Linked DNA regions of Homo sapiens: region 2 is linked to region 1. A link is an interaction called in ENCODE POLR2A ChIA-PET data of the cell type or tissue named here. Cell type or tissue: PC-3. All regions are shown on one strand. Each heading gives the region's core, and the rest is flanking DNA. Links, peaks and the distances in the headings are about the cores only. Region 1 has its middle 13 kb from the start of GEMIN6. Region 2 has its middle 18 kb from the start of LINC01883.

Evidence for each region. Peaks named below come from ENCODE experiments on the same cell type or tissue, not always from the same donor. Only the 100,000 strongest peaks of a DNase experiment are listed, where the experiment ranks them.
Region 2: POLR2A ChIA-PET joins it to region 1 with 7 read pairs; 7 of 35 experiments call an interaction of 5 or more read pairs at or near these places.

Annotation. Positions count from the first base shown.
Region 1 is chr2:38,762,530-38,767,911 of GRCh38, forward strand. It overlaps the pseudogene TTC39DP. Among named protein-coding and RNA genes, the nearest start is that of GEMIN6, 13 kb to the right of the region's middle. In PC-3, for the core only: no CTCF peak of the experiment used is centred there; a DNase peak (open chromatin) is centred at 2,822; H3K4me3 peaks cover 960 bases; H3K27ac peaks cover 1,949 bases.
Region 2 is chr2:38,446,272-38,451,653 of GRCh38, forward strand. No RefSeq gene overlaps it. Among named protein-coding and RNA genes, the nearest start is that of LINC01883, 18 kb to the left of the region's middle. In PC-3, for the core only: a CTCF peak has its summit at 401; no DNase peak of the experiment used is centred there.

The DNA of each region.
Region 1 (5,382 bases), core at 58-5,057:
GCTATTTGAGAGGATGAGGTGGGAGGATCTCCTGAATTTGTGAGGCAGACGTTGTAGTGAGCTGAGATCGCACCACTGCACTTCATCCTAGGCAACAGGGCAAGACTGTGTCTCAAAAAAGAAAAGAAAAATAGAGAGCTACATAAATACATTCCCTTTTCTGGCCAGATTCTTGTCCCCCAAGGCCTTCCCATAGAGAAATTTTACGGCTATCACAGTACAGTTCTACAACACAAATATAGAAAACTTGATCTTATGAAATTGATATGTTGGAGGAATGGTTACAAAAGAATTCTTTTGCTTACAAAGGATTTACTTTGCAGTTTTTTATTTATTTATTTATTTTTTTGAGACGAAATCTCACTCTTGTCCCCCAGGCTGGAGTGCAATGGCACGATCTCGGCTCACTGCAACCTCCACCTCCCAGGTTCAAGTGATTCTCCTGCCTCAGCCTCCTGAGTAGCTGGGATTACAGGTGCCCGCCACCGCGCCCGGCTAATTTTTTTTTGTATTTTTAGTAGAGACGGGGTTTCACCATGTTGGCCAGGCTGGTCTTGAACTCCTGACCTCAGGTGATCCGCCCGCTTTGGCCTCCCAAAGTGCTGGGATTACAGGCGTGAGCCACCGTGCTCGGCCTATAGTGTTTTTAAAAAAGCATTTTTTCCTCATCTATAGTTAAATTTAGAAATTTTTTAAAAAGCATGTTTTGTTTAGTACATTCCAGATGATTTGAACTTTTCAGAAATGCATCTTCTGGGTAACTACAATTTTTTTTGTTCCCCAATTGTCTGACATAGATGATAATATCCTAATGCTGCACCTTACAGCTGGTTGTTTGCCTCTATTTTAACAGCAACACCTCAGACTGAGCTTTGTGTGGAGGAAGTGACCTCAATCAGGAGATGAGGAGCTACCCTCATTACAACCACGTCACTCCACTTCCACTTCAGATATTTCTCATCTGTAAGTGGGGAAACAAATATGTCACTCTAAATAAAATAAAAAGTAATCAGGAGGACGAGTTTGAAGATGCCTGTGAAAGTATCCCTATGGCAACAACAATGAATCTACCATCTTCCTTGGAAGAATGTACCATTGGATTGTATTTATTTCTAAATAACAGATTCTCAGATGCAATAAATCTCATTCATCCATGGTCTAAAAACAGCATGTACCATTCCCTAATGTATGGTATCCTTATGGTTGTCAAGGCCGTCCTGACTTTTGAGCCACAGGATTTACAGATTGGAATGATGGCTGCAAAGGACGCTTTGAAAACCTGTGGTAATTTCTGAAAAAAAACTAAAATGACATTGTCTCATCTAGTAAGTAGACAGGGAATAACAGCTATCACAGAAGAGGAATTGCACACAGAAGTCTGTTATGCTGAGTGTTTGATCTTGAAATCCTTTACGTCATGTATACAGGATGAAAGCATGCTTGCTTTTCTTAAAAGAGAGATCGGTGTTGGGTTAAGTTACCAAATATACAAAGACTGTCAACAAGTATTAACACAGATACCTGACAACCAAAGCAAAGCCCACAAACACCTGGTTGGAGGTATAAAATTTGGACTTGGAGCATTCAATCTGATGTTATCACTTATGCCACCAAGGATACTTAAACTACTCAATATTTTTGGATATTCTGGTGATAGAGAAGTGGGCTTGGCTTTGCTTCATGAGAGTGCATCTGAAACCCATATAAATAATATCTTAAGTCTTTTGACTCTACTCTTTTATTACAATTATATCTATGTAGCTTTTGGTGTTGAAAAGGTTTACAATTCTGCTACAGAGGATCTCTTCCTAGTCTACCTCAAGAAATTTCCGAACTGTGTCATATTTAAATTTTTCCATGCACGTTCTAGTATGTTGAAAGGAGATTTTGAAAATGCACAGCTAAAATTACAGGAGTGCATTTTTACTCAGAGTGAATGGAAGCAGGTTCATCACCTCTGTTACTGGGAATTCATGTGGTGCCACATTTTACTGCAGGATTGGAGGCAGGCTTACCACTATGCCAATCTACTGTCTCAACACAGCAGATGGTCCAAGGCAATATACATGTACAGTAAAGCCATCATCCTGGCTTTGCTTCCTTCCGATTTTGTGAAATCAGCAAGTGAGAATATGAACTCTCTCTTCTTAAAAGTGGAAAGCCTGAAAAGTAATTTTTAGGCAGTTCTGTGCCAATAGAGAAGTTTGTTGCAGAGAAGGGTCAGCGCTATGGTACTACAATCGGCTGGTTTACAGCCCAGCCCCTTCTGGAGTTCATTTATGCCTGGAGTGGTTTCCGAGTCATGAGCAAAAAGAATGAGCTTATTTCAAGCTGGCTATCAATAATTGACAAAGGAGAAGATCTTTTACAAGAAAATCCACATAAAGAGTATGGCACAGATGACATAAGTTTATTAAATTTACTGAAAGGCCTATGCCTGAAACACTTAGGCAAATATTCAAAGGCTGAGTATTACTTTAATCGTGTCATTCAAAAGGAGAAATTATTAAAATATGACCACTATTTGGTGCCATATACTTACTATGAACTGGGAATCTTGCACTATCTAAAAGGAGACTATGCCAGAGCAACAAAAAACCTAGACAATGTAAGAAATTACAAAGACTATTCCATGGAAGCCCGATTACACTTTAGGACCCACATAGCACTTGAACAAATAGCCAAAGAAAAAATGACTTAAACACAAAGTGTGGTTTTGTTTAGTGTAAGTGAAATATCTACAGTGAGCAAGTCATTAACAGGTAGTAGAAAAATCATATCTTTGTGGGAAAAAATCCAAGAGGCGGCTGCCAAGAATCTGATCAGTAACGAGAAAGGAATGGGCCATGACTTTTCCCTCTTTCTTTCTCACACTTATAAAATGCGATGTCTTAGAGGCAAATGAGGTGAAGCACATTCTTGAAAAAGAAAAGGCAAATGAAGTACATTTAAAAAAATTCTCTCCTATGTTATAAATTTGTCAATTATGTTAGAGAACATTTTCAAAACCTCAAAAACATTTTTAACATCTCACTAGATAATGTATACAACTCACTATGCTAGGGATCCCAGTGCCCTATACATATTTTTATTTAATTGTTTTTCTCTCGGCATTAGTGCCGTCTTCTTGGAAACCTCTATGCCATGAGAACCAAGTGGAGGAAGACGTGAATGCACAGGCTGAAGTGCAAAGGAAGAAAGATGAGGCAGACGTCCAAGTCAACCAGTAGCTTGTGTACCCAGAAACATGGAATGCCAGAGGCTGGAGATGCTGGTACAAGTTGTTGGACTGCATGCTGCTGTCTAAGTGGATCTAGAGCTTCCATCACCATCTGATCACGGAAAGCACCTCTGAGACCCACCTTGCTTGTAACCAAAACAGCCCATGATGGTTCTTTGCCCTGGACCTGTTACATTCTGGACTATTTCTGTGTTCACTTGTGGCTGAGCATAAAAAACAAGCATGCAATAAATCACCTCTTCCGCTGTCTTAGCGAAGAATTAAAAAATTAAAAAAAAAGACAAATTTCCAAACAATGATGCACTGAATGGCACAGACTCTGAATGATTTTCCCTTATACACAATCATTTTTATTGGCTTTTTATACCAGAGGGTCTTGTCCGCCCTGTGTGATCAGTAGTATTTCTTACCCTTTTTTAGTAAGAAGCAGAATGTGAGTTTATAATTTGCCACAGGATAGAGAAGAAAGCCCTCTCCTTATTTTACACACACATAAATTCTTTGAAGATAACTGGGAGAGGCCAAGAGGATAGATGCACTGGCTGTCAGAGGAAGAGTTTTGTTACCATGTAACCCTCCCTTTAGTTGTCCTCCCTATGGTGTAATTCTTAATAAGACCAGCTCTTCAATATAATTAAACCGATTGCATCCATCCATTGTGAGTGGGTCAATCTGAGAGTAAATAGTAGCTGTAGGGATGGGGCTTGGTATTATTTTACTTGCCTTAGGGATTGAAAAATGACCTAATTTCCTGGTCATTAAGTCTGGCTAAGTGTGTCTTCCTGGTAGTCACCCTTTGAAACAGAAGTTGCGCCGGGCATGGTGGCTCACGCCTGTAATCCCAGCACTTTGGGAGGCCGAGGCGGGGGGATCACGAGGTCAGGAGATTGAGACCATCCTGGCAAACACGGTGAAACCGTCCCTACTAAAAAATACAAAAAAATTAGCCGGGCATGGTGGCGGGCACCTGTAGCCCCAGCTACTTGGGAGGCTGAGACAGGAGAATGGTGTGAACCCGGGAGGCAGAGCTTGCAGTGAGTGGAGATCACGCCACTGCCCTCCAGCCTGGGCGACAGAGCGAGACTCTGTCTCAAAAAAAAAAAAAAAAAAAAAAAAAAAAAAAAACAGAAGTTGCTAGAATATCGTAGCTTACTAAAAACACATCAATGAAACATGCTACCTTAATACTTTGGGTATCCAAACAACCAACTAAAACAAGATGAGGAACTGGTATTTCAAGATTTAGCAGTGTTTACTTTTAAAAACATTTTCCTCGTAAATTAAAAATAGACTTTGAAGTGAATAATTGTGCTTGAGTTATTCTTTGTTATTTAATTAGTATGGTTATAGTGGTTAAGAGGGCAGGTTCTGGCCTGATTACCTGAATTTGTATCCTAGTTCTGCCACTAACTAGCTGTGTGTGGCCTTGGGCCTCTGTATCTCAGATTCCTTGGCTATAGAATAGGGATAATAATAGTATCTGTCTTGTGGTTTTGCTATGTTAAGATCGAGCTAATAAACATTTATTATTATCATTACTACTACTACTACTACTACTACTACATTGTTCTGCAGTGGAGGGAACTTTCTTTGAAAAAGCATAGGTCCTGTTGTTACTTGCTTTGGCAATCTGAAATTTGACCTGTTAATTTACTTTTTCTGTTCTGTTTATTTTGGTTACTTATGAAACAAGAAACTCTCTGCCTAAATAATGTTTTTGTGTTTTGTAAAGTATTTCAACTTCTTCCAATGAAGAGCACATTTATTAATTGGTTAAAGAAATATGTATTGAATGCCCACTGTATGCAGGTACTGAACAGTGCTGAGGATATGAAGTATGGTTTCTCTCCTGACGGCCTTATTAGGGAGATAAGTTAGAAAAGGGTTTTGTTTGGCCAGGCACGGTGGCTCACGCCTGTAATCCCAGCACTTTGGGAGGCCAAGGTGGGTGGATCACTTGAGGTCAAGAGTTTGAGACCAGCCTGGCCAACATGGCGAAACTCCATCTCTACTAAAAATACAAAAATTAGCCGGGCATGGTGGTGCTCGCCTGTAATCCCAGTTACTGGGGACACAGAGGCATGAGAATCACTTGAACCAGCAAAGCGGAGGTTGCAGTGAGCCAAGATTGCACCACTGCA
Region 2 (5,382 bases), core at 321-5,320, 320 kb before region 1:
TAATGATGATGATGCTTCTAGGACACTGCAATCTCTCCCTCATAAGTGAGCACCTCGGATTTAACTGTCCAGCATCATTTGGAGCACAGGGCGGAGGATTATACCGAGGAACCACACCCATGTCATTTGAATTGTCCACAAGACCACTATAAGGACTTTCCAGGACCATCACAAGGCTGCAAACCGCATTTGAAGTGCTGCTTCTGGGGCATTCTTTCCAAAGAGCCTTTTAGCAGGGCAGGGAGTGAAAGGTGAGGACAAGCCTAGGAAATACATAATCCAAGGCTAGGGAGATAGAAGCTTAATATTTACTGCCGTGCCTGGGAAAAGTGAGGCTTGTCGTTGTCATCTGGGCAATTCTCCCTCGGACTAGCTCCTCTCTGTGGCCTCCTGGGGTAACTAATGTCTTCCAGCAGCACTTCTTGCTCCAGGAATCTGGAATCTTAGCTGAGTGCTATGAAGACGGTTCTGATTAATTGATACACTTAAGGTATGCACTATCGGTTGCTATCCTAATCCTCCCAGGAGATTACCTTTTCAAAGCGCTGGAAGATTAACGAGAATTTCAGATGCCGTAGCAATTTGAAGGGAAAAAATTGTGGCCTCCACAGTGCCAGCTTGCCTGCCATGAGGGAGACATATTTGAGAGTCCTTCAGCTCCCTGTGGGCTGTACATCCAAGCAAGAAAGTCCAGATCTTGCATCTGAGTTGGCAACTGAAGGAAGAGACCTTGAATCAGCACAGCAGTCAGAATTCTGCTTGAGGGCAGCTTTGCTGAAACTAAAAGGAACAACTTTATCTAGAACAGTCTCTCTGCACATTCGCTTTCCCCTGTGGCAGTTGCGATGTTAGATTAAGTCTATGTATATGTAGGGCAGAAGCGAAGTGCAGGAGGGGGTGGAGAGAATGATGGGAAAGAAAAGGCTCCTTCTAAACACACATGTATGTCAGCATTACCAGGTGCTCTGCTGAAACCGGTAGGATGAACACCTTCCGAACAGGCTGCATTCCTCCCGAGGAAACTGAAGAGTGTAACCTCACAGTGAAATTCCCCCCAAGTCTTTGGCTCTGCAGGAAGCTTCTGGCTATTTTTCAGGAGATGCGTTTGCTGCAGGAGGAGGTATGGAGGTTGGGCAAGGCAGGCCTGGTAGGGCTGGCCCAGGCTGTCTCTCTCAGACAAGTCTAGACTCAGGACTGTCATGCTACCTGGAAATGAGTTCTGGTAGGAATGTCCAGGCAGAAAAGCTGCTCTTCTTGGGAAAGTTGTCAGCTTTAAATTACCTAGAGAAATTCTGGGGTGGAGGCTCAGCTTGGCACCCTTAAGGTAGTTGCAAATAAGGGGTGAAAGAAACGCTGAGGACAAGTTTAAAACAAGTTAGTCAAAATGAAAAACACGACATCTGCATCTAGAGTTTCTGTAGCACCTATTGATCAGATGGGTCAATGTGTTCTTTCAGGGTAATGCTTGGAAGCCTTCACAGGCTTTTTCTCCATCAGGTTGCTTGACTTGATTCCATTATTATTACTATTATTTTATTATTTTTAATTTTTTTTCCTTTTGAGACGCAGTCTCGCTCTGTCACCCAGGCTGGAGTGCAGTGGCGTGATCTCGACTCACCACAACCTCTGCCTCCCAGGCTTAAGCGATTCTCCTGCCTCAGCCTCCCGAGTAGCTGGGATTACAGGCATGTGCCACCACGTCTGGCTAATTTTGTATTTTCAGTAGAGACCGAGTTTCTCCATGTTGGTCAGTCTGGTCTCGAGCTCCCGATCTCAGGTGATCCACCCACCTCGGCCTCCCAAAGTGCTGGGATTACAGGTGTGAGCCACCGTGCCCGGCCTGATTCTATTTTTTAAGGCTAGATTCTTATTGCCCTAGACCTTAAGTCTGACTGCCAGCATTACTGGACCGGGGCCTCACTATTGACCATTTGAGTTTTCAGTAAAAACATCCCTGTGTCCCCAGATTATATTTTTTCCTACTCTGATTTTAGAAGGAGCTTCTTGCCTCTGTCTCTCCAGATTTAGCTATAGAATTTTCCTACCTCAACATGAAGTCCTCCCAGACTCTAACCCCAGAACATTCAGCATCATCTAAAGCCTCCAAAAGAGACCATCCCCAAAATAGGGTTCTGGGTGGATCCAAGGTTTTATTTAGCAGCTCCTCTTTTTTCCAGGTCACTACCTACCAAACAGAAAGGCCATTTTTCCAAATGGCCTTGAAGCTTTCCCTAAATGTCTCCTTCTGGATTGGTTTGGCAAACATTATCTAAGTATCCGTCATATGCCAGCCACTTTGCTAGACATTGGGAATACAAAGACAGTAAGACTAGAGAGAGGAAATAGCAAGCTCGAAGGTTCTTTTCTCTGCTAGGAGTGGAGGACTAACCATAAAGTCTGACAGCTCTTAAAGATAGCTTCAACTGAATGGTCTCAGATGGTTTTACATCCCAGATTTTTCTGGGGCTCACTTGCTACCGTCACGGCAATTAGTCTTCTGAGTGTTGCCCCACTGACAACTAAGCCAAGCTCTACTGCAGTTTTTCTCCTGGCACAAATACATATCTTTGATCCTGGAGGAAAGGTGTCAAAGAAGAGGAAGCAGGTGGTGGGGAAGGCCAAGCCACCCCATGCATTCTGCCTGTAATTTGGCAGTGCCGCCATCTGTTGGTTTTTTCATATGTCCAAAGCCTGCAACTGCAGTCTTCATGTCCTTCCCTTTCCCTGCAGAAATGGGTCAGGAATATACAACTACGCTAAAACCAGTCTGAGAGTCTTGACCCACTTTTGAGAGTTTCCAGACCAGTGCAGCTGAAGCTATCCTGCAGCTGTGCCCTTAAGAGAATGATGCAGGCAGCCGGGTTCGTCTTTCTCTGAGCTGCCATGGGGAAGGTGTGGTCTTTGTTTCTGAACATGTTTCTTTATTGCCAGAGTCTGAAGACTTGGAGGAATTATTGCAAAACAGCTCACCTTCCCTCTTCCCTGGGAACACAGGTTGAAGGAAACATCAAAGTCTTAAAGAGCCATTACATTCAGAGCAAGAGTAATCAATGGGCATTTTCATTCCCTTCCTTTACAGTTGGTACCAGTCTTCAGTTCTCAGCCTGTAGGCCCCTGACATGGGGCACTACTCTGTACAGTTCCAGAAACCAACAACAGCCATTTAGCAGGAGTGTTGAAACTGCAGATTGTTCTCCACTGTTCTTCACTGTGGCTGTGTTTGGAACTACCAAATACTAATCCTCAGAACTTGGTCTTGGACCTGGTTATAAATCTCATTCCTGCAACTCTGAACAGTGTGATCTTGGGAGAGTTACTTAATTTTTCTGAGTCTCAGTTTTTCTTATCTATAAAATGAAGTTAGTAATAGTATGGACTTCATATAACGTATGTGATGATTAAATTACAGAGCACATGTAATGTGTGTAGCACAATGCGTGGTACATAACTAGGCCTCAACAAATGGCCCAACAATGTGTTGTTGGTCTAGGGTGGGAGACAGTAATCTCCCTTTGACTGTCATTATCTTTTGACTGGGAAGATTGGGTAGGCAACAATGTTGCCTGTTTGCTGTACTTAGCTCTACTTTACTTTTTATTTTTTTATTTTTTTGAGACAGAGTCTCACTCTGTCACCCAGACTGGAGTGCAATGGCACAATCTTGGCTCACCACACCCTCCATCTCCCAGATTCAAGCAATTCTCCTGCTTCAGCCTCTCAAGTTGCTGGGATTACAGGCATGTGCCACCATGCCCAGCTAATTTTTTGTATTTTTAGTAGAGACAGCGTTTCACCATGTTAGCCAAGCTGGTCTCAAACTCCTGACTTCAGGTGATCCACCCACCTCAGCCTCCCAAAGTGCTGGGATTACAGCTGTGAGCCACCGCACCCAGCCGTCTACTTCATTCTTGCTTGGTTGTTTGCTTCCTGCTCTCACCAAATTGTAAAGCTCACTGAGGACATGAACTAAGATTCTGTGGCCAACAGGGTCTTTCTATATAGTAGATAGTCAATAAATATTTGTAGATGGATGCATGGATATTTTTTCAACTGACTATTTGAATATGACTTCTGATACATATGAGTATCAGTACCCAGGGAATACATGATCCAAGGCTGGGGAGACATGGGCTTAATATTTACTAACATTTTCCCTTACCTGCCACCTGCTTCTCTTGAGACATTAAATCCAAAGGCTATAAATCCTGCTGCTTTGCATGGCTGGGTTAGATTGCATATGAGAATTTTGCAAAGCAAAAAAGATACATCACACCAACTGGCCTCTCAATGTATGCTCCCCTCAAAAGGCTTTCAAGCCAAAAATCCCTAAGCAGTAATTATGTGCAAGGCAAAGAAATTAAGAACTCTGACTGGGAAGACATTAAATGAGTCTCTGGAATGTTGTAAAAGACTTATATGCAAGGCTCTATCCTCCCACTGGATTCTTTTCTGGCTCCTTGCCATAGGATCTATGGAGAACAAGTTCTCATACAGGAATTTCCCCTTGCATATTGGGAGAAGATACATTAAAATCTGGTTACGAATCACAGCTGGGTGCTTTGAATTCAGTTACGTCCCCATGCACAATAATGGTGTGTACAAGGCATCACTCCTAAAGACAACAAAAACCTATAAAATAGAATTTCTAAGGCACAGAGTCCCTCAGTAATAAAAATCTGCAAGGGCCAAACAACCTAGGAGTTATCTTTATTCCCTTCCATTAGCAAACCAGAGAACATCTTCTGGGCTTCCCCCTACTGATCTCTTAGGAATCACTGTGAATGTGAGAGCTTAGGGAAGGCAGGTGGTTGATGAATATGAGTGGGGTATTATAGTGGGATATATTTAAAAGATGAGTCTGTTTGAAAAGGAAGCAAAGGCCCAGCCTGGCTTGTAATGACCCTGAGGGAATCAGAATCCCAGAGAATCCAGAGTGAGTTTTGTTTGTGGGGTTTTTTTGTTTGTTTGCTTGCTTGTTTTGTTTGGTTTTTTTTTTTTTTTTGAGATGGAGTCTGGCTCTATCACCCAGGCTGGAGTGCAGTGTCATGATCTCGGCTCATTGCAACCTCTGCCTCCCACGTTCAAGCGATTCTCCTGCCTCAGCCTCCTGAGTAGCTGGGACTACAGGCACCCGCCCACCACACCTGGCTAATTTTTGTATTTTTAGTACAGACAGGGTTTCACCATGTTAGCCAGGCTGTTCTCAAAGTCCAAACCTTAAGTGATCTGCCCACCTCGGCCTCTCAAAGTGCTGGGATCACAGGCATGAGCCACCATGCCTGGCCTTTTGTGGGGTTTTGTTTGTCTTGTTTTATTTTTGAGACAGGGTCTCACTTTGTCACCCAGGGTGGAGTGCAGTGGCATCATCATAGCTCACTGCAG